Regions from separate parts of the Homo sapiens genome. Here region 1 is linked to region 2. The links are chromatin contacts, found by Hi-C in ENCODE. All regions are on one chromosome and are shown on one strand. Each heading gives the region's core, a stretch centred on a gene start or an enhancer-like site at or near the end of the contact. The rest is flanking DNA. Distances are from core to core; before and after follow the strand shown.

What was found. Hi-C counts contacts between places; a loop is a spot of excess contacts on that map. Pooled maps may share reads with other maps.
Region 1: a map with no recorded cell type shows a loop between it and region 2 (3-fold over the local background). The contact joins the enhancer-like site here to the promoter of CSF2RB in region 2. A Hi-C loop is called at or near these places in 2 of 37 single-sample maps with no recorded cell type and 2 of 50 pooled maps.

The regions. Positions count from the first base shown.
Region 1 is chr22:37,192,247-37,196,442 of GRCh38, forward strand. It overlaps a transcript of C1QTNF6 not described here. Among named protein-coding and RNA genes, the nearest start is that of C1QTNF6, 6.1 kb to the left of the region's middle. Within about 2 kb of position 1,770, at least 8 of the 41 ENCODE cell types and tissues checked have a DNase peak (open chromatin) inside an H3K27ac peak, as active enhancers do.
Region 2 is chr22:36,911,340-36,915,311 of GRCh38, forward strand. It overlaps CSF2RB (colony stimulating factor 2 receptor subunit beta), which reads left to right and starts at 2,289. Exons shown (of 14, transcript NM_000395.3): 1 at 2,289-2,338. RefSeq lists an enhancer at 122-823.

The sequences.
Region 1 (4,196 bases), core at 520-3,019, 280 kb after region 2:
ATAAAACTGTTTCTCTAGTAGTCTCAATTACATATAACATATTACGATGTTAACTCTTAGCAACTTTTATTTTTTGGTGAAAAACCTGGTAAGTAAGCAGTTTTACTTATATTCCAGGTGTGGAGCCTAGGACAGCCTTATCTGCAGAAGTGCAGATAAGGTCTGACTCTTTCCAGCATAGCTGGGGGCATGGCTAACTCGACAAGTCCCCAGGCCTTATCTAGAATCTAATGGCCCCAAAGCAGGTAAGCTGGGCAATTTTCAAAAGTCAATGATGCAGTTTATGACCTTGAGGCATTTAGCAAACCTAAAATCTGACCTGCCTAATTTAGACCAAATGTCTAAAGTTTGAAGATATTTTAATGTTACTGATAATCTTTAAAACTGTCTCTATTTCCCAAAGATTATTAAAGTCATGTGAACCAAAAGGCATTAATGTTTCTATTTTTCTGACAAAATATTTGATTTAAGTACTTATTATTTTTAAGCCAATTAATCAGAGCTCTTTCATATATCAACATCACACACACAACATATATAAATACACAGACAGAAGATCCAGTAGTTGTAAGATTTTTCATTTGCCAATTTTTAAGTTTCTTAATTGGATTACTGACTTCAGGGTGGAGCCCTTCAAGAAACAGGGCCAGGAAAGCCTGCAGTTTCTAAGGCCTAATAAGCAGGCACAGCTGGAAGGCAAAACAGAACCCCAAAATTAAGGGTTTCATTTTTATATTGGATCCTGGATCCCAAAGAGAGGGAATCAGCCCATCCCCCATGGCAGTCTTATCTTTCAATGGAGGGTGGGGACACTTCCATACTTTCTAGGTGGCCAAGAGCATGCTTTTCTGATCCAAAGGTGCGAAGAGCCAAGTATCCCCACAAAACTGCCATTAGCCATCCCTAAAAGTGTATTCCCCACCTAGTTATTACATAGCAAGGCTAAAAGCTCTCTTAAAATGCAAAGTAATTTCTGATATCCCCAAAAGTCAAAACTGTCAGATAACACAATACAAAACAGAGCAGAGCCTTAGATTTTGAGAGTGGTCTATCTGCTTTCAATTCCTGGGGGTGTCCATGAGGAGAACAGAGGTTTCTCCCAAAACAGGGTCTGTAGCACCTCCTTTTTTCCTGAGAAGTCCCAGGCTATTAAAATTTATCTTAGGTCCTCTCAGGTGGGGCATCAAGAGTGGCAAGAAGACAAAATGGGGAAAAAAATTAAGTCGACTGAAAAGAAAAAATTTTTCAGAAAAATAAGAGCCAAGAAGAGAAAAAAAAGCATAAAGGCCTTTTAAATATATGTATAGCTTGGATATCCATTTTTAATTAAGCTGACTTTTAACCAAATCTTGTTACCAGACTCTAGCCGGGACAAACAGCCAATATTTCTGGCTTTTGAACTTCACTAACAGTAACCTCCCAGGTGAAACCGGTAAGCCTTAACTAAGGTTAGCACTTAACCCAGGTATACAAGGTATTTTCAAAGAGGTGATAAGCAGTTTTTACGAGATCTAGAATCGCCAAGGGTAGTGCAGAGAAAGGAAAATTCAAACGAGAAGTCAGAAGCTGTTTATGGAGAAGAAAATGAATAAATGGCAAAGGTCACATAGATATTAAACCAGAAAGGACTCATTCCCTAAGGTGGGAATTGAACCTGGGTCCCCAGTGTGAAGAGACAAAGCCTTAGCTACTGAGCCACGGCACTAGACAGTTTCTGTTTTCCTTCCTGGAAGGAGCCCAGAGAAGCCAATTTCAAGCGTGCAAAGGCTTTTAACTGCTCAGGACAATTTTTAGGGCTATCACATGAAGCCCCAGCTTCCTGTCGTCTGGATGGTGGAGACTAAGAGAAAGTACTCCCACACGGTCACAAGGTTAAACTTGCAAGGACGTAAAAAAAAAGACAAGACAGAAACCTCATCTAGTTTTTGTTTCAGGGACCTGCCGCCAAGTTTGTAACTGACGAGTTTGCTGGGCCAACTTGAATAATGGGCTTATATGGGTCCTAGGCCCACATTCTATCCTATAGTACCTCTTTTTATGACAGACTGACACAGAAAGAAAAATTCATAGCACTAAGTACACCAGATTTTCTAAAGCTTAAGACTAGCCCCCATGAATTCTTTTTCGTATTAATCAAATTCCTTGCAGGAGAGACAAACAGTGATTTTTATCATTTATTCAACCAGTTTGCACCAAGAGAGGCCAGAAGCCTGACTGGTAAGAAATTCTTACCCTTTGCCAGCATGCCAGGTTTCTGGGTTCCCTTTCTCTCTGTGGCTTTGATGGCCCTGCTTACTGTGCCATTGCTATGGGGGCCAAGACACGTTACAAAAGAAAATCGTCTTTTTCCATTTCATGGAACCACAGGCAAAAGCCTCTTAATTTTGTAAGATGCTGTCCAACAGGCTGCATGGGGAAACCAAATTAACATTTTCCATTCCAGGAGACTAGCCACCCCACTCAGTGCCCAACATCAACCTGGCAAGGCTCAAACTTGCTCCCGATGGCCCTTGTCATCTTTGATCCACTCCAAGTGAGGTGGAATGCCCTCCAACCAGAAGTTTCAACATATGGTAGCTGGGCAAGATGGAAGAGTGGAGAGTCACCCTGAGTGACAGAAAAGATAGAAAAGAGAAAGGAGAGAGGAAGAAAAGCATTGCCTGCCGGGGGGTGGAGAAGCTGAGGAGCTCAGGGAGGCCAGAGGCCTCCATTCCATTGACACTGGATCAATAGTTCAGGAGGTCGCTTGTCAGTAGCAAAGGTATCTTTTCCAGCAATCTCATCATCTCTAAAGTTTCCCCCTTTGGGGAGAAGAAAGCTCCCCATGTCCCATGATCCTGTACGTGCCTAATCCTGTCACTCACAGCTGTCAGCAAACAGTGCAAGGCAGATTAATGAAAAGAGAATAGTGGTTAATATCCCATAGTGCCTAATCCATTTCTCCTTACCAAGGGACATGACCGAGGGGGACCTCTAACTCCCTAAGGACTCCAACCTTCTTCATTTGGGCCTCTAACCCAATTTCTGATAAGCATCTTTGCCCTTCACTAAGAGGGGCCTTTAACCCCCTATTTCTGAGGAGGGAACCTAACCCAAATCCATACATTACCCAGAATAAAATATCCCTCACTTACCCAAAGTCAGCCAATTGGGGCTGTAGTCTATTTCCTTTGGGTTGAGGGTGTTTTCTGGTATCGTCCCTTCGTGGTTCACTAGAAAAAATGGTACTGGAAAGGGGTCCCAATCCAGACCCAAAGAGAGGGTTCCTGGACTCGCACAAGAAAGAATTTGAGGTGAGTCCACAGAGTGAAGTCAAAGCAAGTTTACAGAGAAGTAAAGAAACAAAAGAATGGCTACTCCATAGACAGACCACCCCTGAGCGCTGCTGGTTGGCTGTTTTTATGGTTATTTCTTGATTATATGCTAAACAAAGGGTGGATTATTAATCAGTTTTCCAAGAAAGGGGAGATTTCCCCAGAACTGAGAGTTCCTCCCGCTTTTAGACCGTATAAGGTAATTTCTGGACATTGCCATGGCATTTGTAAATTGTCATGGTGCTGGTGGGAGTGTCTTTTAGCATGCTAATGCATTATAATTAGTGTATAATGAGCAGTGAGGATGACCAGAGATCACTTTCATCACCATCTTGGATTTGGTGTGTTTTGGCCGGCTTGTTTAGCGCATCCTGTTTATCAGCAGGGTATTTATGACCTGTATCTTATGATACCAGTCCTGCCGACTCCCATCTCATCCTGTGACTAAAAATGCCTAACCTCCTGGGAATGCAGCCCAGCAGGTCTCAGCCCTATTTTACCCAGCTCCTACTCAAGATGGAGTGGCTCTGGTTCTAACACCTCTGACACAGGGCCAGGGCGGCAGCCAAGTCGCTCCTCTATGCTCCAGCCCCAGCTACACCAAAGTCTTCTTCCTCTGACTGGAATTCTGCCATTGTTACTGACTCACCCTGGTCTTCTAGAACTATTCCCTTGTGGAAATGACCCCCAACAAGTTCACAGGAGGGCAGCCTGTTTGCCTCTGGGTCTGGCAGGGTCCTGCCTCAGTTTCCTTCTTGTTAGGCAGGGGGAAGTTTGGCAAAGACTCTCTGCCCTGGCTTCCTGGGGCCCGAGACTCCTGTATAAAGACTGTCTCAAATGTCCCTTATCCTCCACCAAGGGATTTGGTGGGTTTTGGCTGGC
Region 2 (3,972 bases), core at 1,039-3,538:
TCTAATCATCAGACAGAGCCAAATCGAGGGACATTATTCAAAACAACCAACCTGCAGTCTTCGAGATGTCGAGGAAAAAACAAGGCATCTGTTTCAAACTGGAGGCCCGAAAGACATGGCAACTAAGAGCCATGCATTTAGAGAGAATGCAAAGTCCCGGATGGATTTTCTTGTTACAAAACCATTATTGAGAAGCTTAGCGAAACTCAAAGGGGGTTTCCACATGAAGGGTATGTGAGAGTTCTTTGTATCATTCCTTTAACGCTCTGTATTTTGAAATAGTTTCAGAATAAAAATGGAAATGGAAAAAAATGCAATGTTAACATATACGAGTTACTACTTTCAACAAGTTATCTTCCTTTTCATGCCTCAATTTCTTCATCTGTAAGGTGAAGACAGTAACAGCTACATAAAGGTTATTGGGAAGAGATGGAGAAGCCCCCAGCCGAAGGTCTGCTCACAGCGTAAATGCTCAAGCCCTGGTCATTATGAGTACTACGTTCTTGCCAACATTTTCTTGGGTTTCTTAGTCTCTAAAAGATCGTCAATTGCAAGACACGGTATTTTACATACCACTGAAGGAAAAAACAAACAAACAAACGAAAACATTCAATGAATTCCTGACGGTGTGATTCTTCTCGCTTAGAACTTTTAATACTTATTGAGAGAACTCTGTTAGACTCATTCAAATGTAGATTTTTATCCCCTGCTGCTCTATGATGACTTTTAAAAGGAAAGGGTCAGTCAAGTGAATTGGCTGAGGTGTTCCTAAAGCTCCTTCACATTTTGGGTCTGGTGTCCGGAGTGATTTTGACTCAGAGTCTCGGGTTCTTCGTTTCTCCACCAGACAGCATCCTCTGTGCTCCTGAGGGCATCCAGGCCCGCAGCCTCCCAGTCCCACAGAGGACCTCAGCAAAGACAGGCAGAGTGGGGACACCTGGGAGAAAAGAGAGCCCGGGACGTCACTTTAATTCCATCCTCTCCAGCCCTGGAGAAGCCCCTGCAGGGTTTTTCCATGCCAGGCAGGGACCTCACACTGACCGGAGTGCCTGAGAGAACCACACATGCCTTCCTCTACCCTGGGCTTTCTCTGCTAGGGTGAGGCCCTGCCAGCTCTTCCTGGCCAACCCTGCCCTTCCTGGTAGGAGGAAAGCAAAGAACAACAATCAGGCCAGAATTCCAGTGGCTTCGAGGCAGGTTCCTGCCCCTCCATTTCCTCCATTCCCCTCATTCTTGCCCTCCATTCCCCTCATTCCTGCCTGCTGCCCTTTCTCCTGGGAGGCAGCCCCATGTAGGAGAAATATGACTGCGTTTTGTTGTGTCTTGGCACTGTGATTCATCTTGTCTTTATTCAAACTTTTCATATTTGGTTCACCGTGAATAGTTTCTGCATCAGTTGGGATTTTTTTAAACCATATTGCATTAAAATATTACTTACAACAATTACTGAATTTTTAAATGCCTGTTTAAATTTTGAGCACGAGAGACTGCCTCACTCACCTGACCTTAATTCTGCTGGCCCTGCTGTGCTCAGGGAGCCACTCATTCATTCATTCATTCATTCATTCATTCATTCATTCATCTATTCATTTGCACACAGTCAAAGGTGCAATTTCTCCTCTGTACCAGGCCATGTGCTAGGTATTTGGGAGGGAAGTGCAAGCCGGACACAAGCCAGCACTGAAGATAGTGTCAGAAGAAAGACAGCCATGAACACACATGACCATATGACACATGGTGGGGTGGGGCGGCAGGGCAAAGAGGACATCGGGGAAATCAACATGCCACCAGCTACCACTTGTAGGGGGTTCTCCTGTGGCCAGCTCTGAGCTAAGGTCTTCCTGCACAGAATCTCACTGGATTCCCTCAACAGTCCTTCCAGGTTTGTAGATGCTTCTGCAAAAGTAACAGACAGATGGATGTCCCGAGGCTTGGGGAAGTAACACGCAGATGATTTGCACAAGGACACGCTTTAAGAAGCAGTGGACTTGGAAGTCCAACACAGATCTGTCTGGCTCTGGGCTCAAACCAGCTATGGTTATTGCAGCCACTTCCACCTGCATCCCCATCAAGCAGTCAGGGAAGGCTGCATGGAGGAGGCCCTGCGTCAGCTGAGGCTTGAAGGAGGCCTAGGAGTTTATAGGAAGGTAAATTGGAGTAGGAGGCTTTCTGGAAGTAAGAAAAGTCACGTGCACTATTAGCAAAGTAGGCCTGGGCCGGCACTGCTTCCTCTTTCTGCTTCTCTGTTTCCTGATGACATCAACATAAATAGGAAACGTGGGAGGCTCACTCTGCCTAGAGGCTCCAGAAGAAGACTGGTCTCTCCCACCACACAGAGGTATGGCCCGGCGTCCAGGAGCAGGGCTGAGGGGTGGGGTCAGAGCAGGGGGGAATGTGGGGAGTCCAGGATGAAAAAGGACAGGGGGAGCCTGGGGGGCGTCCTGTGGGTAGCTGTGCCCTGGGGACTTGGAGGAGTTAGGGCTTGGCCTCTTAGGATGACCTGAGCCCAGACTCCTAGGGCGGCCAGTGGATGGGGAGGCAGCCAGGGGTGCCAAGCTGCTTGGGTGTTGTAGGAGAGCTCTGGGGAGGACTCAGCCTCGCTAGCGGGATCTGGTTGGTCCTGGTGGGAAGGACGCCTAGTGGGGTGAAGAGAGCTCAGGCCTGGGAGTCAGGCACCTATAGTCTGTCTTCGCTTTGTCACTAAGATGCTGGTGGTAGTGAGAGCACCCCCTGTCCACCCTGGGCTTCTGTCTCCTCATCTGTGGAATGGGGAGCATGGATAGTCCCTGACATCTTGGTTTAGAAAGAGAGAGAACGCATGCTCGTGTGTTTGCCCGTGTGTGCATTTGTGTGTGTGCCTGTGTGTGTATGTGCATGTGCGGATGTCTGGGGATGCAGGAGTGCAGAGAGACTAAGAGGCAGAGGGTGAAACCTGGAAGCTTGCTGCGCTGAGGCCCAGAGCTGGGTGCGGTGTGGCTTGAGAAGCTCACTTTGAACTTGAGAAAGAGCCCAGCACTTTGCCCAGAGACATACCAGGCACTATCCAGCAATCTCTCTCTCTCTCTCTCTCTCTCTCAGTCTCTCTCTCTGTCTGTCTGTCTTTTTAGTTATGACACTCTGCCCTGCTGATTTGGGTTGCTGATTTGGGTTGGGGCCCAGGTGTGTGTGTTCTGTACCCAAGTATGCTGGCTGGGTGGGTGGGTATCTGGGGTGCCTGCTTCAGGGTGTGTGCAGGTGTGTGTACTGGCCCTGAGAATGAAAGGGCAGGTGTTTCACTGGGACCTTGTCAGACAGGTGCTAGCGACAAGCTGCATATGTGCAATTTTTAGTCTTCAAAAACCCTGCTGTTATATTTTTGTACAGCCCAATTCTAATTTTTTTCTATCATCTTTCCTGCTTTGTAATCATTTTATAATGAGTAAACATTTCCTATTAGCTTTTGGTCACTCTTTTTTTCATCCAGCAGTTTTATTTATATTGTTCCAGTATACAGATATACCAACACCACAGGATAATTCATGAGTTGTATAAGGAATGTATTTAATGCTAAACAAGCAACTACACAGAAACCTACCTTCATGAAAATTAGAATAATCTAGAATTATGTAGCACAAGAGACAAAGTCCCCAGCAATTTCTTTTCCCTAGTTCCATAGCTTATTCTTTTCACCACATGTATTCTTCCAGAACATTTTCTAAGCATGATACAAGCATATAGTTTTTCTTTTCCTGTTTGTTTTTTGTTTTGTTTTGTTTTGTTTTTGTGACAGAGTTTTACTCTTGTCGCCCAGGCTGGAATGCAGTGGTGCAATCTTGGCTCACTGCAACCTCTGCCTCCCGGGTTCAGGTGATTCTCCTGCCTCAGCCTCCTGAGTAGCCGGGATTACAGGCATGAGCCACCACACGTGGCTAATTTTTGTATTTTTAGTAGAGACAGGGTTTCACCATATTGGCCAGGCTGGTCTCGAACTCC